Regions from separate parts of the Homo sapiens genome. Here region 1 is linked to region 2. Evidence: read pairs that join two places in POLR2A ChIA-PET (ENCODE). Cell type or tissue: K562. All regions are shown on one strand. Links, peaks and the distances in the headings refer to the core of each region. The heading gives the core; the rest is flanking DNA.

The links. ChIA-PET counts read pairs that join two places held together with the same protein. Peaks named below come from ENCODE experiments on the same cell type or tissue, not always from the same donor. Only the 100,000 strongest peaks of a DNase experiment are listed, where the experiment ranks them.
Region 1: POLR2A ChIA-PET joins it to region 2 with 5 read pairs; 5 of 35 experiments call an interaction of 5 or more read pairs at or near these places.

Annotation. Positions count from the first base shown.
Region 1 is chr20:3,833,698-3,844,156 of GRCh38, reverse strand. No RefSeq gene overlaps it. Among named protein-coding and RNA genes, the nearest start is that of MAVS, 7.9 kb to the left of the region's middle. RefSeq lists a cis regulatory region at 463-473 and an enhancer at 396-540. In K562, for the core only: no CTCF peak of the experiment used is centred there; DNase peaks (open chromatin) are centred at 1,636 and 4,646.
Region 2 is chr20:4,021,769-4,032,227 of GRCh38, reverse strand. It overlaps the pseudogene FTLP3. Among named protein-coding and RNA genes, the nearest start is that of RNF24, 11 kb to the right of the region's middle. In K562, for the core only: a CTCF peak has its summit at 5,992; DNase peaks (open chromatin) are centred at 5,987 and 6,357.

The sequences.
Region 1 (10,459 bases), core at 993-8,992, 190 kb after region 2:
ATCGCTTGAACCCGGGAGGCAGAGGCGGCAGTGAGCCGAGATCGCACCATTGCACTCCAGCTTGGGCAACAACAGTGAAACTCTGTCTCAAATTAACAACAACAACAACAATCTGTCAGTGTTAGGATCATTGTACTGGGTTATGTAAGATGTAAACATTTGCATTATTTTTGCAACTATGTTGTAAATCTGAAATTATTTCAAAAATATAAAGTAAAATAAATCATCTTTTGACCCTATCTGGCTATTTATATTATCTTTTATTTCTTATTGCATCCCACCCTATTTCATGGGTGTAATTCATTGATCACTGTCCATTTATTAGGAGAAGAGCAAGTCCAGAGAGTGATCTATGCTCTAGGCTGCCCCCAGTGAGGGCCTTGGAGCTGCCCCCTGCCCAGTAAAGTTCAGCACAGACAGGCCCATCTCCAGGCCTCCGAGGGAGGCTGTGACCCACCCATGATGACTCAGCACCCACCAGCTCACGTCACCCCCTGGAGAGCAGAGGTCAGGCGCAAAGACAGTGCCAGAGGGCTCCAAACTCGGTTATGTTCTCCGGTCTGAGCCCTTGAGGGAACTATGACTAAAAAACATAATCCCCTCCTTTATGACTTCATTTTGAATAGTATTTTAAACAGTTATTCTTTATGTTTTATTTATTTATTTTTAAAATAAAACAGACACAGTCTTGCTACATTGCTCTGGTTGGTCTTGAACTCCTGGGCTCAAGCAATCCTTCCATCTAAGCCTCCGAAGTAGCTAGGACCACAGGCACACTCCACTGCACTTAAACAGATATTCTTTATACTATTTTAATTTTTTCATTCTTTCAACTTAATTTACCAAAAATATATACTGTTTACAGCTAATGTGGGGAAAACAGAAATATTTGATGATGAAAACCAAAATCCATATTCATAATGCCACCATCTACAAAAATTAGCCAGTCATGGTGGCACACATCTGTAATCCCAGCTACTCAGGAGACTAAGGCAGGAGAATTGCCTGAACCCAGGAAACGGAGGTTACAGTGAGCCAAGATCATGCCACTGCACTCCAGCCTGGGCGACAGAGTGACTCCATCTCAAAAAAAATACTACTAATAATAATAATGCCACCATCCAGGGGTGACTGCTGGTGACGCTCCAGTGTCTTTTCTAGTATTTTTTTTTTTTCCTACAATACAGAGTCTCCAAGTCCTCTGACTTCCTGGGGTTATCCTTGCCTTGACCAGCCATGTAAGATGGTTCTGGTTCTAGCCATGATGTGGGACGTAATAGGGTCTGGCATGAGCCTGCCTTACCTCTCAGGGGTCTCAGGAGGAGGGGGCTTGGCTCACTTCAGCTCCTGGGTCAGTCGCTGCTACAGCCAGCTCCTCCTCTGGGACTGTGGTTGGCATAGCCCTTTCATCAGGCCTCAGGACACTGTGTGGCTCGTCACCTGCCGCTGACACAATACAGTGTGCTTAATCACATCTGAACTGTAATAAAACCAACTCTGCCTAGTTTAGCCAAGAGGGCATAAATGTTGATTAGTTCAAGAATCAATCCAGCCCTGCCTGGGCTCTTGCGGCTTCATATCTAATTGTTTCAGGAAGAACAATTGAAAGTGTGGGAGCCATAAGATTAGGCACACTTAATTGTATTGCTGCTTGGCAAGGACATGCCTTGAGAGTTAGATATCAGAGTTCCTAAAATTCACAGGCCTCCCCCAACACAGGGGACTTCTCCCTGGTCACGTCCCTCCACGCTCCCAGCTTCTGGTGCCCTGCTTGCTCTCAGCCCCTCTTGCTGTCTCTTGTCCTAGGGCTCCTCTCCCAAAATCAGATATTCAGTGCAGGAAACAGATGTCACCCTAGGTGTTTTGTGCATGGAAGGGTTTTGTTTCTTGAAGCACAGTTTACATTCAGTGAAATATATCAAACTTAAGTGTATGACTTGACTCTTTTTTTTTTTTTTTTTTTTGAGACGGAGTCTCACTCTGTCACCAGGCTGGAGTACAGTGGCATGATCTTGGCTCACTGCAACCTCCAACTCCCTGGTTCAAGCGATTCTCCTGCCCCAGCCTCCTGAGTAGCTGGGATTACAGGCATGCTCCACCACACCCAGCTAATTTTTGTATTTTTAGTAGAGACGGGGTTTCACCATGTTGGCCAGGATGGTCTCGATCTCCTGACCTTGTGATCCACCTGCCTTGGCCTCACAAAGTGCTGGGATTACAGGCGTGAGCCACCGCACCCGGCTCTCCCTTTTTTTTTTTTTTTTTTTTTTTTTGAGATGGAGTCTTGCTCTGTCGCCAGGCTGGAGTGCAGTGGCGTGATCTCAGCTCACTGCAACCTCTGCCTCCTGGGTTCAAAGGATTCTCCTACCACAGCGTCTCGAGTAGCTGGGATTACAGGCACCCACCACCATGCCCGGCTAATTTTTGTGGGTTTTTTTTTTTTTTTTTTTTAGTAGAGACAGGGTTTCACCATGTTAGCCAGGCTGGTCTCAAACTCCTGACCTCAGGTGATCCACCCGCCTCCACCCCCAAAGTGCTGGGATTACAGGCGTGAGGACTTGATTCATTTTTATCCAAGTAAATGGGTGTGACACCAGCATCCAGATCAACATCTAGAATATTTCCATTTCCCCAAAAGTTCCCAAGGCCTGGCATGATGCTCACACCTGTAATCCCAGCATTTTGGCAGATTGAAGCAGGAGAATTGCTTGAGCCCAGGAATCAGAGACCACCCTGGGCAACATGGCAAAACCCTATCTCTATGAAAAGTACAAAAAATTAGCCAGGCATGGTGGCACGCTCCTCTAGTCTCGGCTACCTGGGAGGCTGAGGCGGGAGGATCAATTGAGCCCAGGAGGTCGAGGTGGAGGTTGCAGTGAGCCATGATCGCATCACTGCATCTGAAGCTTCACTTGTTCAGAACTCAGTTCTGGAGTTCCTTCTGAGCTACTGATCCTCCCGCCTCAGCCTCACAAGTAGCTAGGACGACAAGCACATACCACTGGCCTTTTTTTTTTTTTTTTTGAGGCGGCGTCTCGCTCTGTCACCCAGGCTGGAGTGCAGTGGCGCTATCTTGGCTCACTGCATGCTCTGCCTCCCAGGTTTATGCCATTCTCCTGCCTCAGCCTCCCGAGTAGCTGGGACTACAGGCACCTGCCACTATGCCCGGCTAATTTTTTGTATTTTTAGTAGAGATGGGTTTCACCGTGTTAGCCAGGATGGTCTCGATCTCCTGACCTCGTGATCCGCCCGCCTCGGCCTCCCAAAGTACTGGGATTACAGGCATGAGCCACCGCGCCCGGCCACCACTGGCTCTTTTTAAATTTATTTTTTGTAGAGACAGGGTCTTGCTATGTTACACAGGCTGGTCCCAAACTCCTGGGCTCCAGCAGTCCTCCCACTTTGGATTCCCAAAGTGCTGAAACTACAGTTTTGAAGCACATTAGACCTCTTACTGCTTTGACTGCTTTTTTTTTTTTGAGACTCTTTTAGCCCAGGCTGAAGTGCAATGGCACGATCTCATCTAACTGCAACCTCCACCTCCAACCTCCACTTCCTGGGTTCAAGCAATTTTCCTGCCTCAGGCTCTGAGTAGCTGGGATTACAGGTGTGCACCACCACATCCGGCCAATTTTGTATTTTTAGGAGAGACAGGGTTTCACCATGTTGGCCAGGCTGGTCTGAAACTCCTGACCTCAGGCTATCCTCCTGCCTTAGCCTCCCAAAGTGCTGGGATTACAGGCGTGAGTCACCATGCCCGGCCTCTGACTGCTTTTTAACTCACCTTCCCTCAGGGCAGGAACCAGAGCCTATGGTAATACTCAATCATATTTATTTGTTTTTGTTTTTGGCGAGAGTGCAGCGACTGGAGTGCAGTGGGACGACTGTGGCTCACTGCAACCTCCGCCTCCTGGGTTCAAGTAATTCTTGTGTTTCAGCCTCCCAATTAGCTGGGATTACAGGTGTGCGCCACTACACCCAGCTAATTTTTTATTTTTAGTAGAAACGGGGTTTCACCATGTTGGCCAGGCTGGTCTCGAACTCCTGACCTCAGGTGATCTGCCTGCCTTAGCCTCCGAAAGTGTTGGGATTACAGGCGTGAGCCACGGTGCCCAGCCCCTCAATCATATTTGTAAACTCTTCCAGAACACTGAGGGGAAAGATAAATTTCTATTCATTAAAAGCAGTGTAGAAAGTCAGAGTAACTTTTTCTTTTTTTTCTTTTCTCTCTTTCTCTTTCTCCTTCCTTCCTTCTTTTTTTTTTTTTTTTTTTCGAGACAGGGTCTCACTCTGGTTGCCCAGGCTGGAGTGCAGTGGCGTGATCTTGGCTTACTACAGCCTTGACCCCCTGGGCTCAGGTGATTCTTCCACCTCAGCCTCCCAAGTAGCTGGGACTACAGGCTCATGCCACCACACCCAGCTAATTTTTTGTATAGATGGGGTTTCTCCATGTTGCCCAGGCTGGTCTCAAACTCCTGGACTCAAGCAATCCACCTGCCTCAGCCTCCCCAGAGTGCTGGGATTACAGGCGTGAGCCACCATGCCTGGCCCAGCCAGGGTAACTTCTGAACATAGGGTGACTTGCAGCAGGAAACTTGCAGGCCCTACACAGCTGCTTCCTTTCTGTAACTTGTGGCTTATCTCCTCGGAAATTGCAAGCAGTCCTGGGAGTAGCATCCTTGAGAGATTAAGAGATATCTTCTATTGTTTCTCTCTGCTTCTCAGCACAAAGAAAAAGTTACATGGTGATGTTGCAGAGTCCCTGGCCCCAGGGGTTTCCTATAAGCCACCTATTCATTCATTCCTTCATTCATTCCTTAGTTCGTTCAGTATATATTGGGTGCCTGTTATGTGCTAGCCGTTGGGTATAATGTAGAAAACAAAAGAGACACAACTCGTGGAGGTTATAACAAGATGGAAAAAAGAAATGGTAAACTAAATAACACAAAAGAAAGACTATGTAGCGGGGGAACGTTGTTGAAAAAGTTGGTAAAGCTCTATGTGCCTCTTAAGGAAAATGCATAATTCATCTCCAGAAGGATATGTCTTTCTGTGGCCCCCTTCAGAACAGACAGACATCAGTGGGGAAGGAGGTCTTGCCCACGAGTTTCATCGTGTTCCTTGAGTCTGTAATTTCAAAGCGGAGTTGAAAACATGCTTTGAGATGCTAACGGTGGAGCTTCAGGTCTGCATTTTTCTTTCTCTTTTTTTAGTGGGCACAGCTATGATATCAAAAGGTAGGCCTGGAACCAAGCTGATGGGAGAGGGAAGACCTGAACTGGTCAGTATAAGAAGGAAATGAGAAATGAACAGGAATGAAATGGGGCGCGAGTGGTCAGAGAGCAAAGAAGGAAGTGTGGGCAGTGAGTGCCTGATGGCTGCGGAGTTTCTGTTTCAAACGATAAAAAAAAATTTTAGAAATGGACACAACATTGGCCGGGCACGGTGGCTCACACCTGTAATCCCAGCACTTTGGGAGGCTGAGGCGGGTGGATCACCTGAGGTCAGGGGTTCGAGACCAGCCTGGCTAATATGGTGAAACTCCATCTCCACTAAAAATAAAAAAATTAGCCAGGCGTGATGGCAGGCGCCTATAATCCCAGCTACTCGGGAGACTGAGGCAGGAGAATCACTTGAACCCAGGAGGTGGAGGTTGCAGTGAGCCAAGATTGCGCCATTGCACTCCAGCCCGCGTGACAAGAGCGAGACTTTGTCTCAAAAATAAAAAATAAAATAAAAATAATGGACATAACATTGTGAATGTGCTTAATGCCACCAGATTCTACACTTAAAAATGGTTAAATGGTCTTTTTAATGTTAGGTATATTTTACAATAAAAAAGAAAAAAACAACAATTTTCTTTTTTTTTAGGATCGAGTCTTGCTCTTGTCGCCCAGGCTGGAGTGCGGTGGCGCAATTTCGGCTCACTGCAACCTCCGCATCCTGAGTTCAAGCAATTCTCCTGCCTCAGCCTCCCTAGTAGCTGGGATTACAGGCATGCACCACCACGCCTGGCTAATTTTTGTATTTTTAGTAGAGACAGTGTTTCACCATGTTGGCCAGGCTGGTCTCCAACTCCTGACCTCAGGTGATCCACCCGCCTCAGCCTCCCAAAATGCTGGGATTACAGGCGTGAGCCATTGTGCCTGGCCAAAAAAAACCCCACAATTTTTTAATTAAAAAAAATGAAAAGGAATGTAGCCCCAGCTACACAGGAGGATGAGGCCGGAGGATTGCTTGAGCTGAAGAGTTCCAGCCTGGGCAAAAGAGAGAGATCCCATCTCTCCAAAAAAAGAAAAGAAAAGAAAAAAGCTCTTTTTGGCTGGGTGCAGAGACTCACCCCTGTAATCCCAGCACTTTGGGAGGCCGAGGCAGGCAGATTACTTGAGCTTAGAAGTTTGAGACCAGCCTGGGCAACATGGCAAAACCCTGTCTCTACCAAAAGTACAAAAAGAAAATTAGCTAGGGCCAGGCATGGTGGCTCACACCTGTAATCCCAGCACTTTGGGAGGCCAAGGTGGGCGGATAACCTGAGGTCGGGAGTTCGAGACCAGCCTGACCAACATGGAGAAACCCCATCTCTACTAAAAATACAAAATTAGTCAGGCAATGCCTGTAATTCCAGCTACTCAGGAGGCTGAGGCAGAAGAATCGCTTGAACCCGAGAGGCGGAGATTGCGGTGAGCCGAGATAGCGCCATTGCACTCCAGCCTGGGCAACAAAAGCGAAACTCCGTCTCACAAAAAAAAAAAAGAAAAAAGAAAGAAAAAGAAAAGAAAATTAGCCAGGCTTGGTGGCACATGCCGGTGGTCCCAGCTACTCGGAAGCCTGAGGGGCCGAGGTGGGAAAATTGCCTGAGCCTGGGAGGCAGAGGTTGCAGTGAGGCGAGATCATGCCATTGCACCCCAGCCTGGGCAACAGAGTGAGACCTCATCTCAAAAAAAGAAAAAAAAAAAGCTTTTAAAAATACAATTTTATTAAGATAGGATCTCGCTTTGTTGCCCAGGCTGCTCTCAAACTCCTGGCTTCAAGCGATCCTTTTGCCTCGGCCTCTCAAAGTGCTGGGATTATAGGCATGTGCCACTGTACCCAGCCTGAAAACAGTTTAAAAATAAGGAGTAGCGTGAAAGCTGATGAGAAGCTGAGGCCCCAGGAGGAGACTAGGAGTGGGGAAACCCCACTGGGTGGAATGGGCAAGAGACTCAGGGGAAAGGTAGCATGTAACAATCAATTGTAAGTTTTTTTGCTCTGTCATTCTGTAAGATGACTCTCCTCTATCCCCCTAAATTCTTCTAACAGTTGGCTATACCCAAATGTCTGTTTCTTTAGGGACATCGAGGAAAAGATCTTCGTTTAGACAGACAGCAGGGCAGGGAGAAGAGCCGTATGTCCTGACCCCAAGTGAGACTGACAATGCCATAGAAGCAGAAAGCTAATGTACATAATGCCTAGGAGACATACGTCCCCTTGAGAAGCCCAGAAATGCTGGAGTACTAGGCATCCCATTGCAGGTAGGATGAGGACTCAGGAACTTCCATTTGCACACTAAGGGATGGAGCAATTCCATAATGGTGGAGGACCTGGAACTGACCAGAAGGCATAGACGTGAGTCACACAAGTGAACCTCCTGAATTTCACAGCTTGCAGCCTCTCTCCTTAGTTAAACTAAAGTGGGTCTTCCCTACGGAGCTACATTGTAGTCCCTACTTTACTGCAAGTAAGAGATACATCTTCAGGAAGCAGTTTTTCTTTTCTAGTGCTTTCTGAGATGCGCCAAATTAAAAGGATTAAAGGGGTGGGGACAATATAGCTACAATTGATAGGCAAAGAAGAGCCAACTAGTGCATAATTGGAATTCCTAGATGAGACAGAAACAATGAAATACAATACCTATTTAAAGATATACATTGGGAGGCTGAGGTGGGCAAATCAAGAGGTCAAGAGATCGAGACCATCCTGGCCAACATGGTGAAACCCCGTCTCTACCAAAAATACAAAAATTAGCTGGGCATGGTGGTGTGTGTCTGTAGTCCCAGCTACTCAGGAGGCTGAGGCAGGAGAATCGCTTGAACTCTGAAGGCATAGGCTGCAGTGAGCTGAGATTGCGCCACCGCACTCCAGCCTGGCGACAGAGCAAGACTCCGTCTCAAAAACAAATAAAAATAAGATATAATTCTGGAAAATACTTCTGAAGTAAAAAAGGACTTCAATCTACTTTTGAAAAAACACAGTATGGGCCGGGCGTGTTGGCTCACGCCTGTAATCCCAGCACTTTGGGAGGCCGAGGCGGGCGGATCACCTGAGGTCGGGAGTCTGAGACCAGCCTGACCAACGTGGAGAAACCCCATCTCTACTAAAAATACAAAATTAAACGGGCATGGTGGCGCATGCCTGTAATCTCAGCTACTCGGGAGGCTGAGGCAGGAGAATTGCTTGAACCTGGGAGGTGGAGGTTGCGGTGAGCCGAGATCGAGCCATTGCACACTTCGGCCTGGGCAACAAGAGCGAAACTCCGTCAAAAAAAAAAAAAAAAAAAGAATAAACACACTATGTTTGCACTATGAGATACATTCTAATAATGTTACTGAAATGTAAAGATGAATCTTTGGGGCACTCAGGCAGAAAGATCAAGTATAAAGGCTCTAAAAAGATTTTTTTTTTTTTAGACAGAGTTTCGCTCTTGTTACCCAGGCTGGAGTGCAATGGCGCAATCTCGGCTCACTGCAACTTCCATCTCCTGGGTTCAAGTGATTCTCCTGCCTCAGCCTCCCAAATAGCTGAGATTACAGGTATGTGCCACCACGCCCAGCTAATTTTTCGTATTTTTAGCAGAAACAGGGTTTCACCATGTTAGCCAGGCTGGTCTCAAACTCCTGACCTCAGGTGATCCACCCTCTTTGGCCTCCCAAAGTGCCGGGATTACAGGCATGAGCCACCGTGCCCAGCCAAAAATAATTTTTTAACATACAAGAACTCAAAAATATTGTTCTCACGAAGTCATGTAAAAATAGGGAATTAAGAAGGAAAAAAAGTGAAACTACAGATTTCTAGAAAATGTCAACAGTGAAAACACCACATCAGAACATATGGGATACAACTAAAGCTGTATCATAGGAAAATTCATAACTTAAAGACTAATGTCATTTTCTAAGACTGCAAACAAATGACTTAAGCACCCCTAAAGAGGTATGGATATACTAAATGAAAACAGAAGGAAACAGTTCATGAAAATAAAAGCCTAAAATAATGAGGTAATGCTGGGTTTTATTTCTTTTTTGTTTCTGTTTTTGGAGACATAGTTTCACTCTTGTTGCCCAGGCTGAGTGCAATGGCGCGATCTAAGCTCACCACAACCTCTGCCTCCCGGGTTCAAGTGATTCTCCTGCCTCAGCCTCCCAAGTAGCTGGGATTACAGGCATGCACCACCACATCCAGCTAATTTTGTATTTTTAGTAGAGACAGGGTTTCTCCATGTTGGTCAGGCTGGTCTCAAACTCCCGACCTCAGGTGATCTGCCCACTTCGGCCTCCCAAAGTGCTGGGATTACAGGCGTGAGCCACCACACCCAGCTGGTTTTTATTTCTTAAATGAAATGACAGGTACTTGGATGCTCATTATATAATTCTAAGCACCTTTTTGTAAATGTGAAATATGGTAGTTCACAATAACTTTTAGGTTTGCTAAATTAACTATAATCTAGCCACATGATGGATAAGAACTTAAAAGAATACAGATGCTGTCTCTGTAGTGCTATGACAAAAATATCCAGGATACACTGGTGAGTGAAAAAAGCAAGTGATGGCCAGGTGTGTGGTGGCTCACGCTTGTAATCCCAGCACTTTGGGAGGCTGAGGTGGGTGGATCACTTGAGGTCAGGAGTCCGAGACCAGCCTGGCTAACATGGTGAAACCCCGTCTCTACTAAAAATACAAAAATTAGCCAGGCATGGTGGTGTGCACCTGTAATCCCAGCTACTCAGGAGGCTGAGGCAGTAGAATCGCTTGAACCCGGGACGTGGAGATTGCAGTGAGCCGAGACTGCGCCTAAGTAGCTGGGATTACAGGCGTGTACCACCATTCCTGGCTTATTTTTGTATTTTTAGTAGAGACGTGGTTTCTGCCATGTTGGCCAGCCTTGTCTTGGACTCCTGACAGAGGGAGGGAAGGAGGGACGGAGGGAAGGAAGGAAGGAACGAAGGAAAGAAGGAAGGAAGGAACGAAGGAAGGAAGGAAGGAAGGAAGGAAGGAAGGAAGGAAGCAAGGAAACTACAGACCAGTATCTCTTGTGAACATAGATGCAAAACTCCTCAACAAAATAGTAGCAAATCAAATCCAGTAATGTATAAAAATAATTACTCAAAATGACCAAGCGGGATTTATTCCAGGTATGTGAGGCTAGTTCAACATTTGAAAATCAATTAAGATAATCAATTACATTGACAGGCTAACGATGTAAAATT
Region 2 (10,459 bases), core at 1,565-9,564:
GCCAAGGCAGGCGGCTGGGAGGTGGTTGTAGCGAGCCGAGATCACGCCGCTGCACTCCAGCCTGGACACCACTGAGCACTGAGTGAACGAGACTTCATCTGCAATCCCGGCACCTCGGGAGGCCGAGGCTGGCGGATCACTCGCGGTTAGGAGCTGGAGAGCAGCCCGGCCAACACAGCGAAACCCCGTCTCCACCAAAAAAAAACCGAAAACCAGTCAGGCGTGGCGGCGCGCGCCTGCAATCGCAGGCACTCGGCAGGCTGAGGCAGGAGAATCAGGCAGGGAGGTTGCAGTGAGCCGAGATGGCAGCAGTACCGTCCAGCTTTGGCTCGGCATCAGAGGGGGGCGGGGGAGGGAGAGGGAGCTCATTTACGATTTTTAAAAACTCAGCAAGTTAGGAATACAGGGGAACTATCTCAATGTGATTAAAAAAGCATCTACAAAACCTATAACTAACATCATACATATTGGTGAAAGACTGAATGCGTTCCACCTAAAATCAGGAACAAAGCAAGGATGTCTGCTCTAACCACTCTTACTCAACATATTAGTGGAAATTCTAGCCAGTGCAGTAAGACATGAAAAAATGCATACAGGTTATAAAGGAAGAAATGAAACTGTCATTATTTGCAGAAGATATGAGGATCTACATTGAAAATTTCAAGAAAATTCCCACCAAAAAAACCTCTTAGAACTAATAAATGAGTTTATTCACAACGCACAACATCAGCATACAGTTTTATATGCTGGCATTGAACATACAGAAACTGAAATTTAAAACCCAATAACGTTTTCAATCACTCAAAAAAAAAAAAAGAAAAACCTAGGAACAAATCTAACAAAACATATATAGGATCTGTATGATAAAAATCGCAAATGCTGGTAAAAGAAATTAAAGATCTAAATAAATGGCTAAACATACCTTGTTTACATTTTGGAAGAGTCAACATAATAAAGATATAAGTTTTCCCAAGATTTATCTCCAAGTTTAATACAATTCCTATCAAAACCCCCAGAAAGGGTTTTTATAGACACAGGCTAATTTATTCTAAAATTTATATTAAAAGGCATGGACCCTAGAATAGATATAGCAATTACGTAAAATAAGAATAAAGTAAGAGGAATTTCAAGAGTTATTATATAGCTACAGTAATCAAGACTGTGCAATATTGGCAAAGGGATAGACACACAGATCAATGGAACGGAATAGAGAATCCAGAAATAGATCCACACAAATAAGCCAACTGATTTTTTTACAATTTTTTTTTTTTGAGACAGGGTCTAACTCTGTTGCCCAGTCTGGAGTGCAGTGGCATGACCATGGCTCACCGTATCCTTGACCTGCTTGGCTTAAGCGATCTTCCCACCTCAGCCTCCTGAGTAGCTGGGACTACAGGCACACACCACCACACCTGGCTAATTTTGTTTATTTTTTATAGAGGTGAGGTCTCACTGTGTTACACAGGCTGGTCTGAAACCCCTGAGCTGAAGAGATCTTCATGTCTTGACCTCCCAAAGTGCTAGAATTACAGGTGTGAGCCCCCTGCCCAGTGCCAACGGATTTTTGACAAAGGTGCAAAAGCAATCCAGTGAAGGAAGGATAGCCTTTTCAACAAATTGTACTGTAACAATTGGACATCCAAGGGCAAAACAAAACAGTGAACTCCAACCAAAACGTGACAACTTATACAAAAATTAACTCAAAATGAAACATGAACTTAAATATAAATGCAAACATTTTAGGAAACAACTTAGGGGAAAATCTTCAGGATCTAGGGCTAAGCAAAGAGTTCTTAGGATTAACAGCAAAAGTGCAATCCACAAAAGGAAAATTGGATAATTTAAACTTCATCAAAACTTTTACTCTGTGAAAGACCCTTTAAGCTGATGAAAAGACAAGCCACAGACTGAAAGAAAATATTTGCAAACCACATGTTTAACAAAGAACTATTATCTAGAATACATACAGAGCTCTCAAAACTCAAGGGGAAAAAAAATCCCACAAATAATCCACTTAGAAAATAGGCAAAAGATATGACCAGCCATTTCACTAAATAGAATATACAGATGGCAAATAGAGATAAGAAAAAAAAAGTTCACCATCAGTAATTACGTGAGAAATGCAAAGTAAAAACTACAATCAGTTATTACTACACACCTATCAGAATAGCTAAAATAAAAAGTTATGACAATAACAAATGCTGGTGAGAATGCAGAGAAACCAGATCACTCATACATTGCTGGTGGCAATGTAAAATGGCACAGCCACTCTGGAAAACAATTTGGTAGTTTCTTACAAAACTAAACATGCAACTTCCATGTGACTTAGCAATTGCACTCGTGGACATTTATCCCAGAGAAATTATATTCACACAAAAACCCATATACAAATGTTCATCACTATCTTATTGTGTTGACTCTTTGTAACACTTAAAACTGGACATGATCCAGATACTCTTCAAAAGGTGAATGGTTAAACAAACTGTGGAACATCCATACCCTGTAATACTACTCAGCAATAAAAAGGAACAAACTACTGATTCGTGCAACAATTTGGATGAATCTCCAGGGAAGTAGTATGCTGAGTAAACAAAGCCAGTTCTCAAAGGTTGCATACAGCATGATTTCATTTATATAATATTTTGAAAGGACAAAATTATACAGATGGAGAACCCTCATTCATAGTTGCCAGTTAGGGAAAAGGCGGGTCGGGAGGGAGGATGCAGGTGTGATTATAAAAGGGCAAGGCTGGGCGCAGTGGCTCGCGCCTGTTATCCCAGCACTTTGGGAGGCTGAGGTGGGCAGATCACGAGGTCAGGGGTTTGAGACCAGCCTGGCCAACATGGCGAAACCCCGTCTCTACTAAAAATACAAAAAATCAGCGGGGTGTGGTGGCACGTGGCTGTAGTCCCAGCTACTTGGGGGGCCAAGGCAGGAGAATCGCTTGAACCTGGGAGGCAGAGGTTGCAGTGAGCCAAGACCATGCCACCGCACCCCAGCCTGGGCGACAGAGCGAGACTCCGTCTCAGAAAAATAAATAAATAAATAAATATAAATAAATTAAAGGACATCACAAAAGATCCTTGTGGTGATTGAACTATTTTTTATCTCAACTATGGTGGTGATTACACGAATCTATACATATGATAATTGCATAGAATTAAATACATGCATACACACAAGTCCTATAAAACTAGGGAAAATGGAATAAGATTGACGTTATCAGTGTCAATCTCCTGGCTATGATACTATGGTATAGTTATGCAAGATGTTACCATTGGGGGAAACTGGGTGAAGGCTATACAGAATTGTTCTGTATTATTTCTTATAACTTCATGTGAATCTACCATTGTCTCAAAATTAAAAGTAAATTTTAAAGAAAGTTCATTAGAAAGAAACCTAGAGGAATATAGGTGTAGACAATATAACGGATTTGAAAGAATGCATTTGAGAGCAAGCATTCACCCACATATACAGAATAAATCCCCAAACTCAGTAGTAAGGAGAGTCACATGATGGTGGATGTCTAAGGAAAAGAGCTTGGGCCGGGTGTGGTGGCTCATGCCTGTAATCCCAGCAGCACTTTGGGAGGCTGAGGTGGGCAGATAACTTGAGGTCAGGAGTTTGAGACCAGCCTGACTAACATGGTGAAATCCCCATCTCTACAAAAAAATACAAAAAGTAGCCAGGCATGGTAGTGGACACCTGTAATCCCAGCTACTCAGGAGGCTGAAGCAGGAGAATTGCTTGAACCTGGGAGGCAGAGGTTGCAGTGAGTCAAGATTGTGCTACTGCGCTCCAGCCTGGGCAACTCTGTCTTGAAAAGAAGGAAGGGAGGGAGGGAGGGAGGAAGGGAGGAGGAAGGAAGGGAGGAGGAAGGAGGGAGGGAGGGAGAGAGGGAGGGGAGGGGAGGAAGGGAAAGACAGAAGAAGAGAGAAAGACAGAGAGATGAGAGAGGGAGAAGGAAGGAAGGGAGGGAGGGAGGGAGGGAGGGGGAAAGAGAGAAGGAGAGAGATGAGAGAAAGAGAGAGGGAGAAGGAAGGAAGGAGAGAGAGAAAGAGAGGAAGGAAGGAAGGAAGGAAGGAAGGAAGGAAGGAAGGAAAGAAGGAAGAAACCCATTCAGGTTTGGGGGATGTAAGTACAGTGAGAACCCTGGATAGAGCTTAGGGTGGCAGTTAGACTCCCAAATAGAGATAGCTGTGTGCACATGAGGCAGGTTGAGACAGCCTTGCCAGGGCTGCCAAGAGCCAGCAAAGTGTGGAAGTAAAAGAATGAGTTGTGCACACCTGAGAATAACCCAAAAATAAAGAAGTGCCTTAGATAATCTACTAAGTTCCCCTGGCCCAGCACAGGACCTTGGAATACACTGGGCGTCAAGAGGCACACAGGAGCGGCAGCCAGCCCCCAAGGAATCACACAATCCTGGGTGTGGCTGGAGCCAGCGAGGATTTCTGTGAGCTGACTGCCAGAGACAGGATACAAAGAATACACTGTGAGCTGACTGCCAGAGACAGGATACAAAGAATACATCTCAGTGGTAAACTAAAAGCTTTACCACCATGCAATATATCCATGTAACAAAACTGCACTTGTACATTTTAGATGTATAAAAAATAAGTTAATCGCAGGGCGCAGTGGCTCATGCCTGTAATCCCAACACTTTGGGAAGCCGAGGTGGGTGGGTCACCTGAGATCAGGAGTTCGAGACCAGCCTGGCCAACATGGCGAAACCCCGTCTCTACTGAAAATACAAAAATTAGCCAGGCATGGTGGCATATGCCTGTAATCCCAGCTACTCGGGAGGCTGAGGCAGGAGAATTGCTTGAACCCAGGAGGCAAAGGTTGCTGTGAGCCAAGATCGCGCCACTGCGCTCCAGCCTGGGCAACAGAGCAAGACTCCATCTCAAAAAAAAAAAGTTAATTTAAATATTAAATTTTCTTTAAAGAAGCAAAGAGACCCAACTGATAACACAGATAAATTTAAAACATAACATTCTGGCTGGGCGCAGTGGCTCACGCATGTAATCCCAGCACTTTGGGAGGCCAAGGCAGGTGGATTGCATGAGCCCAGGAGTTTGAGACCAGCCTGGGCAACATGGCAAAACCCCATCTCTACAAAAAATAATACCAAAATTAGCCAGGCATGGTGGCGTGTGCCTCTGGTCCCAGCTACATGGGGATCCTTGAGCCCTGGAGGTCAAGGCTGCAGTGAGCCATAATTGTGCCACTGCTCTCCAACTTGGGCTACAGGGCAAGACCCTGCCTGGAAAAAAAAAAAAAAAAAAAAAAACAAAGACATAACTTTCTGAATAATAGAACCTAAACAAATCAATTATTCTCATTATTCACAAGTTGGATTTAGCTTCTGTTATATCCTTTGTCTTTGCTTGAATTGAGTTTTGTATTAATAATCGAGGGATTGAATATGGACTGTATGAGCTTGTGCTATTTAAACATTAAGTTTTACATGCAAAGCACCCTTGTAAACCATAAATACAGTGAAAATCTAAGATAAATGTTTTTAAAAGTGCTTTGCCCATCCTATATATGAAAAGTAGCCTTTAAAATTGGCCTATTGAGAAGAAATCCAGGACTTTTCTCTCTTTATCCAGCAGAATGAATTTAAGAATTTATAGTATATATTTGCTTCCCTTCACATACAACAATAAAAATATTTGGGTTGGGTTGGAAGCAGCTGACGCTGCCAGTGTCTTACACATCACCCTTGGCATTCGCCCCTGCACATGGAAAGCTGCTTAATGTGAACATCTGTTGCTTTCTGCCTGGGGGCTTTTATTTCTAGTCACAGGAACATGCTTGGTCTGTGCACAGGGCAAGCCAGAAGTGCTGGAGAGTGAAGGCCCTAAGAAGTAGCACTCAACCACTGATGGACAGGGAGTTGGTAGATAAAAATCCCAGCTTTTTCGCTCCTTGGGCTGGATAGAGCTGAGATGTGTGCTCTGCACTGGATCCCAGAGTCTCCAGCAGGGTGAGCTTGTTTCCCACAGTGGTAGCTTGCTTGCTGACATATCCTGTATTGGCTTCTTTCCCTTCCCTGTCTCACTCCGCTAACTGGTGCTTCCTGAGATCACCTCCCACATAAACTACTTGCACTTGAATTCTTGTCTTAGCATCTGCTTTGGGAGAGAACTGAAAACAAGATCAGTGGTAATTGCTGGTTAGTGCATAAAACTAAATGCACTGTGTTAAATGAAAGAAACCAGATCTGAAAGGCTTCATACTGTATGACTGCATTTATCTAACGTTCTAGAAAAGGTAAGACTATAGGGAGGGAGAAAAGGTCAGTGGTTGACAGGGTTAAGGGGGAGGCAAGAGGCTGACTGCAAAGGGGAGCTATGAGAGATTTTTGGGGGGTGATGCAACTGTTCTGTAGCATGACTGTGGAGGTAGTTACATGACTCTGCATTTTCAAAAGCCATATAACCGTATACAGTGCCATGAAGAATACATGTCACTAAGGCACAATAGCCTTAAAAATACATGTAATTCACTTAGCCTATCCTTGACATGTAGAGAGGATAATCCTGAGATCCAGGGAGGAAAAATGACATACCCAGATCTTATACCTACTTCAAGAGTAAGTCAGGACTAGAACCCAAGCCTCAACAGTATTAGGCCAGTCCTCTTTCCAACAGTATGTGGGATCTCTGTCCTTTATCTAATTTACCTCAAAAGTCTGTGCTTCTAACAAAAAGTGGCTATAAAGATGGCAATATGACAGTAGTCACTTTGGTGATGACAGTCTTTAACATATCTATCTCTTGAGTCTCTCTGCTCCAATCCTCCAAGTTTCATCATCTCAGCCTCATAGGGATTCCTCATCCCTCTCCCCTGTGTTGGATCTCCCATTTCCCACATGTTGTGTCTTTTTCTTTGGGTTACTCCCTTGGTTTGGTGGAGCACATCCTTAAATTACTTCCCAGAAAAGGAAACATGGGATGTGCATATCTGAAATTGTCTTCATTCCACTCATTTCTTGATTGTTTCACTGTATATAGAATTCTAGATTGGAAACAATTTTTCTTCAGAATTTTGAAGATATTACTCTAGTATTCTACCTTCCAGTGTTGCTGGAACAATTCCAGTGAAGAGAAGTCTGGAGCCATGCTGATTCTTAAGACTTAGTATATGACTTATTCTTTTATTTGTTCAAGCTTGTGGAATCATCTCTTTATCCTTAGGGCTGTGAAATTTCACAATTATGTGCCTTGGTTAAACTAGGCAAACGGTGAGCCCTTTTGACCTGGCAATTTATGTTTTTCAATTTGGGAAATTTTTCTTGAATTATCACATTGATGATTTCCTTCCCTCCTTTTCTGAAATGCTTGTTATTCAGATGTTAAACCTTTTGGACTATTCCCCCTACATTCCTCATCTTTTCTTTCCTGTTTTTCATTGTTTTGTCTTTCAGATCTATTTTCTGTGAGATATTCTAGACATTTTTCTCAAGCCATCCATTGAATTTTTCATTTCTGCTGTTGTGTGTATGTGTGTGTATGTGTGTGTGTTTATTTTAAAGCTTATTTTTTGTTTCTTGTCTCAAAATAGCATCTTATTCTTGTTTCATGGGTGTAATATCACCTCTTATTCTTTTTTTTTTTTTTTTTTTTTTTTTTTTTGCATCAGAAAGCCTTATTTCCATTTGGTCCAAGGCTTGTTAGGGTAGTTAAGAAAGCTGCCTATTGGCTGGAGGGAGAGGCTTAGGCAGAAGCCCTATTACTTTGCAAGGGGCCCTTCAGAAGTCGCTGGGCTCATAAGGCTCTTAGACGTGCTTGAGAGTGAGCCTTTCGAAGAGATACTCGCCCAGCCCAGCCTCTGGGCCTCCCAGCCTGTGGAGGTTCGTCAGGTGGTCACCCATCTTCTTGATGAGCTTCACTTCCTCATCTAGGAAGTGAGTCTCCAGGAAGTCACAGAGATGGGGGTCCATGTGGGCAGAATCCAGGGCATGAAGATCCAAAAGGGCCTGGTTCAGCTTTTTCTCCAGGGCCATGGCAGCTTTCATGGCATCTGGGGTTTTACCCCACTCATCTTCAGCTGGCTTCTTGATGTCCTGGAAGAGAGCGCGGCCGCCACGCTGGTTTTGCATCTTCAGGAGACGCTCGTAGCCCTCGCGCTTCTCCTCGGTCAATTCGCGGAAGAAGTGGCTCACGCCTTCCAGAGCCGCATCATCGCGGTCGAAATAGAAGCCCAGAGAGAGGTAGGTGTAGGAGGCCTGCAGGTACAAATTGACCAGGCTGTTGACGGCTGCCTCCACGTCGGTGGAATAATTTTGACGAATCTGGGAGCTCATGGTTGGTCGCCAAGAAGGAGCTAACGACAAAAACGGTGCTGGCAGGTCCCAGAAGCAGGAGATAGCCGAGAAGATGGTCCCGGAGGTTGCAAGTGGAGAGGAAATTGGAGGGCGGTCGGAGGCTGGAAGACCGTCCCCGGATCTGTTCCGTCCAAACACTGTTGAAGCAAGAGACAGACCCACTGGACCGCCGAACTGCCTATCACCTCTTATTCTTAAAAATAAATCTTGGTTTCCTCCAACTTGCCTTTTTCTGTTTATTTTAATTATTAGTTTGCTTGCTTGTTTTGACTTGTTTTTATTGTTATTTATTTTCTATCTTCCATGTTAGCAGCTTTCCTCAGATATTTGGTAATCTGGTAATCTACAGTAGATGTTATTGGTGTTCTGCCCATACCTTCAGCTGCTATAAATCTCGGTCATAAATAGACCAGAGCTGCCACTTTATCTAAAGAATTGTCCTCAAGTAGGAACTACCTTGCCTGGGAATTCATGGCTTCCTCCCTGGCAGCCCACAGCCAGTGATTGATCAATATATGGATACAAAAGCTGGCCCTCTTGCTTCAAGGTGAGATCAACCCTGTGGTGCAATTCATGCTCCAGGGCTCCCTGTGGGTCAGACTGAGGCTAGACTCCAGCCAAGACCACATCCTTGCTCAGTTCCTTTCCATGCTCTTTCTGGAGGTGGAAAAAGGAGCTTCTTCTGAGGGCCCGCCCGCAATAAATCGCATGCATCTGAATCTGCATCACAGCTTCTGTTTCTAGGGAACCTAAGACATAATCTTTAGCTCTCTGCTCTTGATTAAGAGTAAAGGACTATGAAAAACCCTGAGTGCAGGAACTGGGCTTGTCAACTGTGATTCACCGTAGGGAGACATGGATGGTCGTTTACTGGAAATCTGAATGCCAGTATCCTTCATTCTTTCCCTTTTGGCTGGTCAGAGTGCTCAGAGAAGAGAGGTGGAGAGTAGCTGCCAGTGATTTGGGAAGTGATCAGAGAAGAAAGCTGAGGTTCTCAGCATGCAGTGAGGAAATAGTCACTTAACGCCCCTGTTCTCCACATGCCACCTTTGTCCTCAGCCACGCCTGGTGCCCCAGCCCAGAGATCCTCCTTTTTACTCTCTCCGGAGGTGAAATCTCCAGCCCTCTGCCTGATGAGAGAGAGAAACCTGCTGCTCGGAGAGTGGAAGAGGGGAACTAAGATTTTAACTGCTTCCCAATCACCTTTCACCCAGTTATCCTGATTCTTTGGCTTGCCCAGTACCAGAGATATCTAGGACTGCCAATTCCCATTTTTTTTTCTGTTTTTCTTTCTTTCCCCACCCCCCCTTGGATTTTGCCATGAAAATAGGGCTACTCTTAACTTTCCCTGGGTTTCAGCTTTCTTGGGGCTGCTGAGTCGATTACCACTCACCCATCTGTTTTCTATCTTCCAACTTATTTTTCCCCCACTATTGTCTACTCTGTTCTCTCTGTCCTCATGAGTTTGTGTCTTTAAACAAAATCCCTTTATAATAGTTTTAGTGAGTTTTGGGAGGAGCAAAAGTAGATGGGTGGATTCAATGCACCATCTTAACCTGGAAAAAAACTCCAATGGTATTAGGGAGATGTCTCCTCCCTGCATTCCCCTCCTTGTGAGCCCCTTTGGATGACAGACAGGCAAGTGAGAAACTAAGTAATGGAACCAAAGGCCTGGGATGGAAGCCGTGTCTCCCCATGGACAATGCTGTTCCACTACAGAATCCAAGCTTCTTCCCTCAGTCATGGCCTGAGTCAGCCTTTGAGGGAATAAAGGGCTGGAGTCCAGATTATGATGGCGTAGGTTGGAAGGGTAGGAAGCCAAGAAAAACTAAGGAAGCCTGCCTGGAGGAAGCACTGCAGCAGCAGGAAAAGCAGAAGATACAGAGTCTCTTTATCTGCATGGTGTCCTTATCTCCCAAATGAGAGAATTCATCTCTTCCAACTCTGCATCTATGACTCTGTGGGGATAAAAGTCACTCCAGAAAGCCTGTCTGCTTTCTTGCCCTGTTCCTCTTTCCCGTCTGTTGCTTTGGGATGAGGTGATAATGATTGGGAACTATTTGGGTAGATTGGATAGGTTGAAATGGAGGAAAAAGAAAACCAGCATAGTTCCTTTTTCCTAGAATG